2 separate regions of the Homo sapiens genome follow, and region 2 is linked to region 1. The links are chromatin contacts, found by Hi-C or POLR2A ChIA-PET in ENCODE. All regions are on one chromosome and are shown on one strand. The core of a region is the stretch at or near the end of the contact, and the rest is flanking DNA. Distances in the headings are between cores, read along the strand shown. Region 1 has its middle 93 kb from the start of OTOS. Region 2 holds the start of NDUFA10 (NADH:ubiquinone oxidoreductase subunit A10).

Region 1 (4,445 bases), core at 760-3,259:
TGGCCCTTAAAAATCAGAAATTAAAAACAGGTGTTTGCCAACTGCATTAAGATTGAACAGGCTGGGCCGGGCGCGGTGGCTCACACCTGTTATCCCAGCACTTTGGGAGGCCAAGGTGGGCGGATCACAAGGTCAGGAGATCGAGACCATCCTGGCCAACATGATGAAACCTCGTCTCTACTAAAAATATAAAAAATTAGCCGGGCTTGGTGGCAGGTGCCTGTAGTCCCAGCTACTCAGGAGGCTGAGGCAGGAGGATGGCATGAACCCAGGAGGCGGAGCTTGCAGTGAGCCGAGATCGTGCCATTGCACTCCAGCCTGGGCGACAAAGCGAGACTCTATCTCAAAAAACAACAACAACAACAAAAAGATTTAACAGGCCGGAGGATGTCGATGCCATGAGTCATGAACCCATCCTGCCTCTCACCCTGGCAACTGGCAACGGGACCTCCAAAAGCAGGAGGTAATGGCTTTGGCACCCAGAAACGCACAAGACAGAGAGCTATGGTTTCCCCAGTGTCTGGTCCTTGGAGGCTCCATGTGACCTAATTACACGCTGCCTTCCAAGCCTGATTGAGAGCAGAGGTGGTCAGGATGCTCAAAGCCCCTCCCAGACATTCTGTCCAGCCAGCAGCAGACCCACCAGTCCCCGCTCACCTATGCAGATGAGTGGCACTGTGCCACTTGCTCAGATGGAGCAGTCAGTAAGTAGCCAAGGGCATCTGGGTTGCAGACCTCAGTTTGAAAAAAAAAGGGAAGCAGGCGTTCGTCCAACATCACCCAGTACTGAAGACGCACCTTCCCTGTGCCAGGCATGGCCCTGGAGCTGAGCACGTCACTGACCAAAACAGACCAACAGTACCACCCTGGAGGGACTCATCTGTCTCCCAGGGAGTCGGCTTTGTTGGGGCCAGGAACCAGCCACCTTTGGGACCCTCCAGTGGCCAAGCCTGGAACCCTCTCTCAGGTGCCACCTGCCTGGGGACTGCGCAACAGTGCTGAGTGAAGGTGAAGCTTGGGAAGCCTCTCCCACAGGTGAGGCTATGTTGTTCTGCAAATCTACAAAGACAGATGACCAGGAGGGACCGCGGCAGGCAGCGCCTTCAGGCTGGGCGCAGACCCTTGAGTGTGAGCAGCAAGGAATCGACGGGAACAGACTGGGAGAAGGGCCCTGCACGCCCGCAGCTCTGCCCTGCACCTTCTGTTCAGAGATCACTTCTCATCAGGAGGCTGCGAAGGGAACTGGTGCTCCAGCTAAGGGTGGTCCCACAGGGTGACCTTGTCTGTCCTGAAACGGAAGCTGTTGTACTAGACTGGGTGCCACAGAATTTAACGTATACCCAATGGCCATACCCAGGCCTGCAGGTTTATGTCCCCGTGACTTTCAATATGCCCAGCTTGTCCTAGCTGCTTCACTAGGAAGTCCTGAGCCTCCGACAGGACACTTTCTGGGAGAATCACAGAGGCGTGTCTCTAGCGAGCGGCTTCCACTCTTTCTTCCAGACAGCCCGATTTCCCCACATGCACCTGGGCCTTGAGAACAGTCCCTGGAGGAGCATCCGACACTAGCAGGCCCAGGAGAACCACATCAGTCCCTCTCTTTGGGCAGCAGCCCTCCCCCTGCTGGGCTGGACTTCGCCCTCGTGGCACAGCGGGCAATTCTGAGCCAAAGCCAAAATGCCAGCTCCCAGCCTCCTAGGAAGGACGGGTCTGTGCGGAAGGCTCTGCGGCCGGCTCTGCCCCCAGGGCTCCCAGCAGCGGGCTCCCGAGGCCTGGCTTCTCCCGGAGGAGACCCCAGCTTCTCCAGCGTTCTTACATTTCTGTATTTCAGACCCAAATAGACCTTGTTCCAGGTTCTCAATGTCCTCCCCAGGGTGGGGCTGGTGGAGGCCTCCAGGTCCTGGGGTGTGTGTGGGCTGCTGGAGGGCAGGCCCGAGACCCAAAGGCGCGTCTCCCTCACCCGCCTCGCCGACACCAGGGGGCGCTGGAGCTCAGCAAAGGGCCCGGAGGCCGCTCTGAAACTCAGGCCTTAAAATACAGGCAGGATCAGCCTTTGGAGCCCTCCCTGCCGGCCGGGCCTGCCCGGCGCCCAGTCAGCGTGCTGCCGGGCCTGTGCCCCTGACGGACCTGGCACAAGGGGGCACCCAGGGGTCTGCAGCCGGATGATGCGAGCTCAGGCCTCCCCCACCTGGGGTGAGACGCCCCCATCCCATCAGCGCACCCCTGCAGCAGGGAAGCATAAGCCTGGCTGCGGCCCCGCCCACAGCACCTCTCTGGTCCAGCCCCGCCCACAGCACCTCCACCTCCAGCCCCGCCCACAGCACCTCCCCTCTCCAGCCCCACCCACGGCGCCTCCCTTCTCCGGCCCCGCCCACAGCACCTCCCCCACTTCAACCCCACCCACAGCACCTCCCTCCTCCCCGGCTGCAGCTCTCCCCTCAAGCCCCGCCCACAGCCCCACAGCACCTCCCCACAGCCCTGCCCACAACACCTCCCCCTCCAGCCCCACCCACAGCACCTCCACCTCAGACCCCGCCCACAGCACCTCCCGCCTCCAGCCCTGCCCATAATACCCCCCTCCTCTGACCCCGCCCACAGTGTCTCCCCCCTCTGGCCCACCCACAGTGCCTCCCCCTCCAGCTCCTCCCACAGCACTCCCTCCTCCGACCCTGCCCACAGCATCTACCCCTCCAACCCCGCCCACAGCACCTCCCTCCTCCGGCCCTGCCCACAGTGCCTCGCCCCTCCCGCCCCATCCACAGTGCCTCTTTCCTCTGGCCCCGCCCACAGCACCCTGATCCTCCAGCCCCACCCACAGTCCCCCCCTCCAACTCCGTGGCTGCAGCCCCGCCCTCAGCACCTCCCTCCTCGGGGGGTGCCGCAGGACCTGGGACGCACCTGATGTTTCTGGGGGGGAAGGGGCACCCTTCTGCAGTTTGCATTGGTCACCTTAACAGCGGGGCACTGTGGTCACAGATCAAGTCCTAAAGGAAAGTAAACCTCTGTTCAGTGGCCAGGGAGGAAACAGGTTGTGAGAAATAACGGAACATTCTTCAGACAGGACAACAATTCGGAGTCTTACACCATCCCAGGTTTTTTGACACGAGGGCTGTCCCCGCGTTGCTCTCCCTGGGCCTGTGGCACCCACTTGCTGGCTAAGGTTAGGACCCACCCTGGGGCGCCTGCCCAGCGGTGACTGTGTCCACAGCACTCTGGGTGGCACCTGCCCAGCTACTTCTGGTTGTGCCCTGGTCACACAGGCATGGTTGGGGCAGAGTGTGGCAGGTGCTGCCTGCACCAGAGCTCCCCATGTGCCAGGCTTGGTGCCCACGTGTGCTGGTGATGCTCTCACCTGGTCCTCAGTGCAGTGGAATGCGGGACACACTGTCACAGCCTCAATTTACAGCTGGGGAAGCTGAACCCCAGAGGAGTTTGGTGACCTATCCAAAGTCACACCGTCTGGAAGTGGCTGAGCCATCATCTACCAATGCCTGTGAGCTTGAGCTCACGTCTCCAAGAGGGTGCAAGCCTGGGTAAGCAGGGACTTGCTCAGCCTCCAAGGAAAACCCACACCTGCAGCAAATGGCTCCAGGTTCAGGCTGGCCCCCGACTCTGTGAAACCACAATGACCAGCCCTGGGATGTTAAGCTCTGGATCGGAAGAGGAGAGGTCAAGAGAGCAAAATCCTGCAAGCCATGAGCCGTGGGAAATGAGTGAGGTGCTGGTTATTACGGAATGTGCCCAGCCTGACGTGATCACACACAGACACAGGCCTCTGGGGGTGGTGCTCCCAGCTGACCTCTGCAGGATCTCTGCACCCTGAATGGCAGGTCCACGTATCATTGCTCTTGCATGTCCCTCACTACCCCAGGAAATGGCCACCAAATCCCCCAAATCACCCTGGACACCAACACTGAACACAGAATGCTTTTGGATTCCCTAAGGTACAAAGGAAATCTTGGTAACTTCTTTCCCCAGGTTGCCTTAGCTTTCAGGGTTTCCGTGAGCTGTGAGCTCACCTGTGCGTCCTGGCCAGCTGCAGAGCACTGCAAGACCTAAAAGGAGGGAGAAGAATGGGCTTGTGGGGCATGGCTGGGCTGCGGCTCTATATGCAGCAGTGAGGAGATTTCATCATGGCCTTGGGCTGCAGACCCCGGCTTCCTGGCATTTCTCATGCACCCTCCTGAGCCCCAGGTGCTGGGTTACATGTCAGTGTGGAGACTACACCCCGTGACCCAGGCACATGCCCTCGAAGGCTGGTTCTTGAGGGCCAGCTTTGGGAGGACAGGTGAGGGCTCAGGGGTGACAGAACACCTACCTGGGGTTCAACAGGCCACCCCCAGTCCTGGAGCCCCTGCTGCTGTCACCCCACCGGCCCAGGCCAAGGACTGCACTTCTCCTTGCAGTGGACCCCTATGAGCGTGCTGTGACCCCCTCACAAGGTC
Region 2 (4,360 bases), core at 1,451-3,950, 210 kb before region 1:
GGAGGGGTGGATGGATGGATGGATGGACGGACAGACGGGAGGAAGAAAGACAGGGATGGAGGGAAGCTCAGGAGTGAAGGGAAGGGAATAAAAAACATTTCTCTAATCCAAGCTTCTGTCCCCATGTCCTGACCTCGTTACCCCACTGCCTATTAAACAGCTCCACCTAGATGTCCTGAAGGCACCTGAAGGTAACAGAGCTAAGGTGAAATGCAACATCCATATCCTAGCCCCCAAGTCTGCTTTCCCTCACAGCAAGGAATATCCACTACCTAACAAGCAAAAGAGAGCAAATTTGAGTGTCGTCTTTGATACCTTTCTCCTTCCTTCAACTGCAGAATTACACACAAAATCCTAACTGTTCAGACTCTCTGGACACTGCATCGCCTCCCTATGCCATGTGCTGACTCTGTCGGCACCCTCACACCTCTCATCTACAAGGCAAAGACCTGCTTCAATGCCTGTCTCCAGCAGCCCAATTTACTCTCCACACTAAAGTGGGAACATTCCTTCCAAAAAAAGAAAAGAAACATAACCAAAAGTAAAACAAACTGAAGAAGTTCAACAGATATGATGGGGTAATAACCTTACTATATACAGAAATTGTACAGAACAATAAGAAAACAAAGAATAAAAACACACAGCTTATTTTAAAATTATAAAATATAGCCAAAAACCACATGAAAAAGTGGTCAACCTTGCTACAAAAAAACAAAAGACTATTAACAAGGAAACATTAGTTTTTCATGTGTCAAAATGAGAAATAATTTAAAAAATGATTACAGAGTTAGGACAAGACAATGAGTACCATCCTAAACTGCTAATGGTAATGAAACCTAGAGGACGCTGGGTCTACAGCATTAGGAATCCATTCAAAGAGTATATACATAAGATTGACCTATAAGGATGCTCAATGAAGTATGATGTAACACCAAAAATGCAAATAGAAACCCTTAAATGTCCAACAACGGAGGAATAGTTAAACAAAATTAAGGCATATCCATATTATGGAATACTAAGTACTCAGAAAAACACAAAAATATTAAAATACTTTATAGTGAAATTTAAATAAAACAGGAGAATATGAAATATCAAGATATTTTTCGATCTTGATTTGATAACTGAAGAGTAAGGAAGAAACAAGTTACAAAACAAGGCAAAGCAGACAACCCAATTTAAAAATGGGCAAAAGATGTAAACACCTCTCGCAAATGAAATTAACGCAGATAGCAAATAAGTATATGAAAAGATGAACACTGTATATCATGAGATATTCCAAAGTTGAAACAAGATACCACTACGCAGCTATCAGAATGGATAGCAATCCAAAGTAACCGACAGCCCCGCATGCTGGCGAGCACGCAGAGCAACAAGGAGAGCCTTCACTTCTGGTGGGAGTCAAATGGCACAGTCACTCTGGAAGATGGCTTGGCAGCTTCTTAGAAAACTAGTCTTACTACATGAGTAATCGCTCTTCCAGGTATTACCCAAATGATATAAAAATGTATTTCCAAAAAGAAATCTGCATGTACACGATTACAGCAGCTTTATTCATAATTGCCAAAAACTTGAAGCAACCAAGATGCCCTTCAATTGCTGAATGAATTGAAGTACATCCATGCAATGAGATATTACTCAGTGATTAAAAAGAAATGAGTTACCAAGCCACGAAGACATAAGTGAATCTTACATAGATATTTCCAAGTATTCAAGGCGTCTGAAAAGGCAATATATTGTATGATTCTAATTATATGACATTCCAGAAAAGGCAACTATGGAAATGTTAATGAGATCTGTGGTTGTCAGGGGTTGGAGAAAAAGAAGGGTTTAATAGGTAAAGCAGAGGGGAATTTTTTAAGGCAGTGAAGCTACTCTGTACGAACCTATAATGGTGGAGACATGCTATTACACACGTGTCAAAACCTATAGAACCTTATAGCACAAAGAAAAAATCCATAGAACCTTATAGCACAAAGAATGCGCTCAATGTATGCACATTTTAAAAAACGCATTAGGTAGAAGGATCCCAAGATGTAAGGCAGAATGTGACAAAGCAATCCAACTGTGTTACAAATGTATGAAACGATTTCACTGAAGAAGGTGGGGGCAAAATGCTAAGAAATGAGAGTAGTCAGTCAGAGTAAAGGCAAAAGGAAGCGGACACAAGCACTGAACTCCGTGTCTGCTCAACATGGCATCACCCAAGCACCCAGCAGGGCCCGACCTTTAAACGGCTCTTGACAGGGCTGCTACGTGAATTATCTAATGACAAGCGCGTGTGCCCCCGGCCTGCCACCTGCACACGGGCCTCCCGCATCAGGGCAGCCTCGGGGCCCTGATCACCTCCGCGCTCCAGCGTTTTGCTTAAAGCTGAGATAAAATGGCCTGGAGAAGCTCGTGGCCCCCTGAGGTCTGTCCACGACCAAAGACCAAACAATTCCGGAGGCAGGAGGGGTCCCCCAAACCCACCCGGAGAGCGACCTGGGAGCCGCCGCCAGAGGCCGGGGGAGATGTGGAACTGCTCCCCACCCCGCCACCCCGCCACCCTGCCACCCCGCCACCCTGCCACCCCGCCGCCCGCTCACCACGCGCTGGGCGCCCGCCGCCACGACCCGGGCGGACGCGGACGTCGCTGCCAGCTTCAGGAGCCGCAAGGCCATGGCTACCCGGTCAGCTCAGGATCAAGGACCCAAGGGGACGCGGTCGCGACGGGGCCCTCTCTCGCGGCCGGCGCGCTGCCGTGACGTCACGGCCGGGGTGCCCGCGGCGCCTGTCGGGAACCTTCCAGGGGGCGGGGCCGCGCCGAGGCCCTCGGGGGCTTCCGCGGAGACAGCCAGTGCGCTGCCAGGGTCCTGCGGGTTGGGGCGAGGGCCGAGAGGTGGGAGTTGGAGGTGAACGTGGGGGCAGCATGCTGGCTGCCCGGCCCCTGCCTGGGTTCTGAGTTGCTGCGGTGTCGCGGGAGCTGAGGCCGCCCAGGGCGTGGAGCGACTTCTGCGTCTCGTCCCAGGGTCCTGTGCTCCCCGCAGAATCCCCCAGGCGCGGTGTGGACGTCAAAGCGACCTCCTAGAGAACATTCCTAGCTCTCAGAACGTTCTCGCTGGGGAGGGAAAGTGGAAAAAGAGGGGGCGAGGAGCGGAGGGACGGGGTGGGACCCCTGTCGCGGGGCGCCTGTCAGGGAGAGGGACCTGGCAAGGCCGGCCTGGGTCGCCTCCGGAGCTGAAGGCTAAGTGGTCTCATCCAGGGGACCTGCTGTGAACACATTGAATAGCATAGAAAACAAAAGCACACGCTCCAAGTCCATCTCTTTTTTTTTTTTTTTTTTTTTTTTTTTTTTTTTTTTTTTTTGAGGCAGAGTCCCGCTCTGTCGCCCAGGCTGGAGTGCGGTGGCGCCATCGCGCTCACTGCAAGCTCCGCCTCCCTGGTTCACGCCATTCTCCTGCCTCAGCCTCCCGAGTAGCTGGGACTACAGGCGCCCGCCGCCACACCCGGCTAATTTTTTGTATTTTTAGTAGAGACGGGGTTTCACCATGTTAGCCAGGATGGTCTCGATCTCCTGACCTCGTGATCCACCCGCCTCGGCCTCCCAAAGTGCTAGGATTACAGGCGTGAGCCACCGCGCCGGCAAGTCCATCTCTTAAAATGTGCTCCCGTCAGGACCTGGGCTCTGGGCTCCACGAAGGAGCCTTGCATGTGAGGTTTCCTTCCAAGTATGCCTGCTGTTGGGAAGGGTTTTTATAATCTTTTGTGTTCCCCAGGCTTTTTGTTCTTAACCCCTTAAATATTCTTTAACTTTGTTTTCAACTTTTCAGAAATGATCATGCGATTGTAAAACAGTGGGAATGCAGCTGTGTAAACTACGGCCGGTTCTATGGATGTTTCTATAATTGAAGAATTGCTTTTTGTCAAAAATACGGATTCCCGGTCCCCAACGCAGGAGGGTCTGGTTTTTAGATCCTGGAGGGCACCTGAAATCCATTTAACAAGCTTTAGGGTTCATGTCTGCTGTTTTTTGCCTTGTTTCCTTTGCATTTTTTTTTTTTTTTTTTTTTTGTGCCTTCCAATGGATACAGTACATTTTTTTAGAATTCCATCTTGATTTACTGATAATGTCTTGGGAAATATCATTATGTATAGTTTTCGTAGTGGTTCCTCTAGGTATCACAGCACGCAGACGTAACTTCTCACAACCTGTTTGCGTGGATGTTTTGTTGTACCTGAGCGAGTTAGAAAAACACCACCTTTGAGACGAATTAAGAGTCCTTTATTAGCTGGCGACCGAGAGACGGCTAACGCTCAAAATTCTCTCAGCCCCGAGGAAGGGGCTTGATTAACTTTTATACCTTGGTTTAGGAAGGGGGGG

The links. A loop is a pair of places that touch in the nucleus more often than their neighbours do. ChIA-PET counts read pairs that join two places held with the same protein, here RNA polymerase II (POLR2A). Pooled maps may share reads with other maps.
Region 2: a loop to region 1 is called in a pooled map, with 9 times the contacts of the local background. The contact joins the promoter of NDUFA10 here to the enhancer-like site in region 1. A Hi-C loop is called at or near these places in 7 of 50 pooled maps. POLR2A ChIA-PET finds 5 or more read pairs at or near these places in 3 of 52 experiments (AG04449, HepG2 and WTC11).

What each region holds. Positions count from the first base shown.
Region 1 is chr2:240,231,087-240,235,531 of GRCh38, forward strand. No RefSeq gene overlaps it. Among named protein-coding and RNA genes, the nearest start is that of OTOS, 93 kb to the left of the region's middle. RefSeq lists silencers at 2,068-2,277, 2,628-2,677 and enhancers at 2,620-3,161, 4,408-4,445. Within about 2 kb of position 2,010, at least 20 of the 41 ENCODE cell types and tissues checked have a DNase peak (open chromatin) inside an H3K27ac peak, as active enhancers do.
Region 2 is chr2:240,022,642-240,027,001 of GRCh38, forward strand. It overlaps NDUFA10 (NADH:ubiquinone oxidoreductase subunit A10), which reads right to left and starts at 2,701. Exons shown (of 10, transcript NM_004544.4): 1 at 2,586-2,701. The coding sequence starts at 2,660. RefSeq lists a silencer at 2,628-2,887 and an enhancer at 2,696-3,525.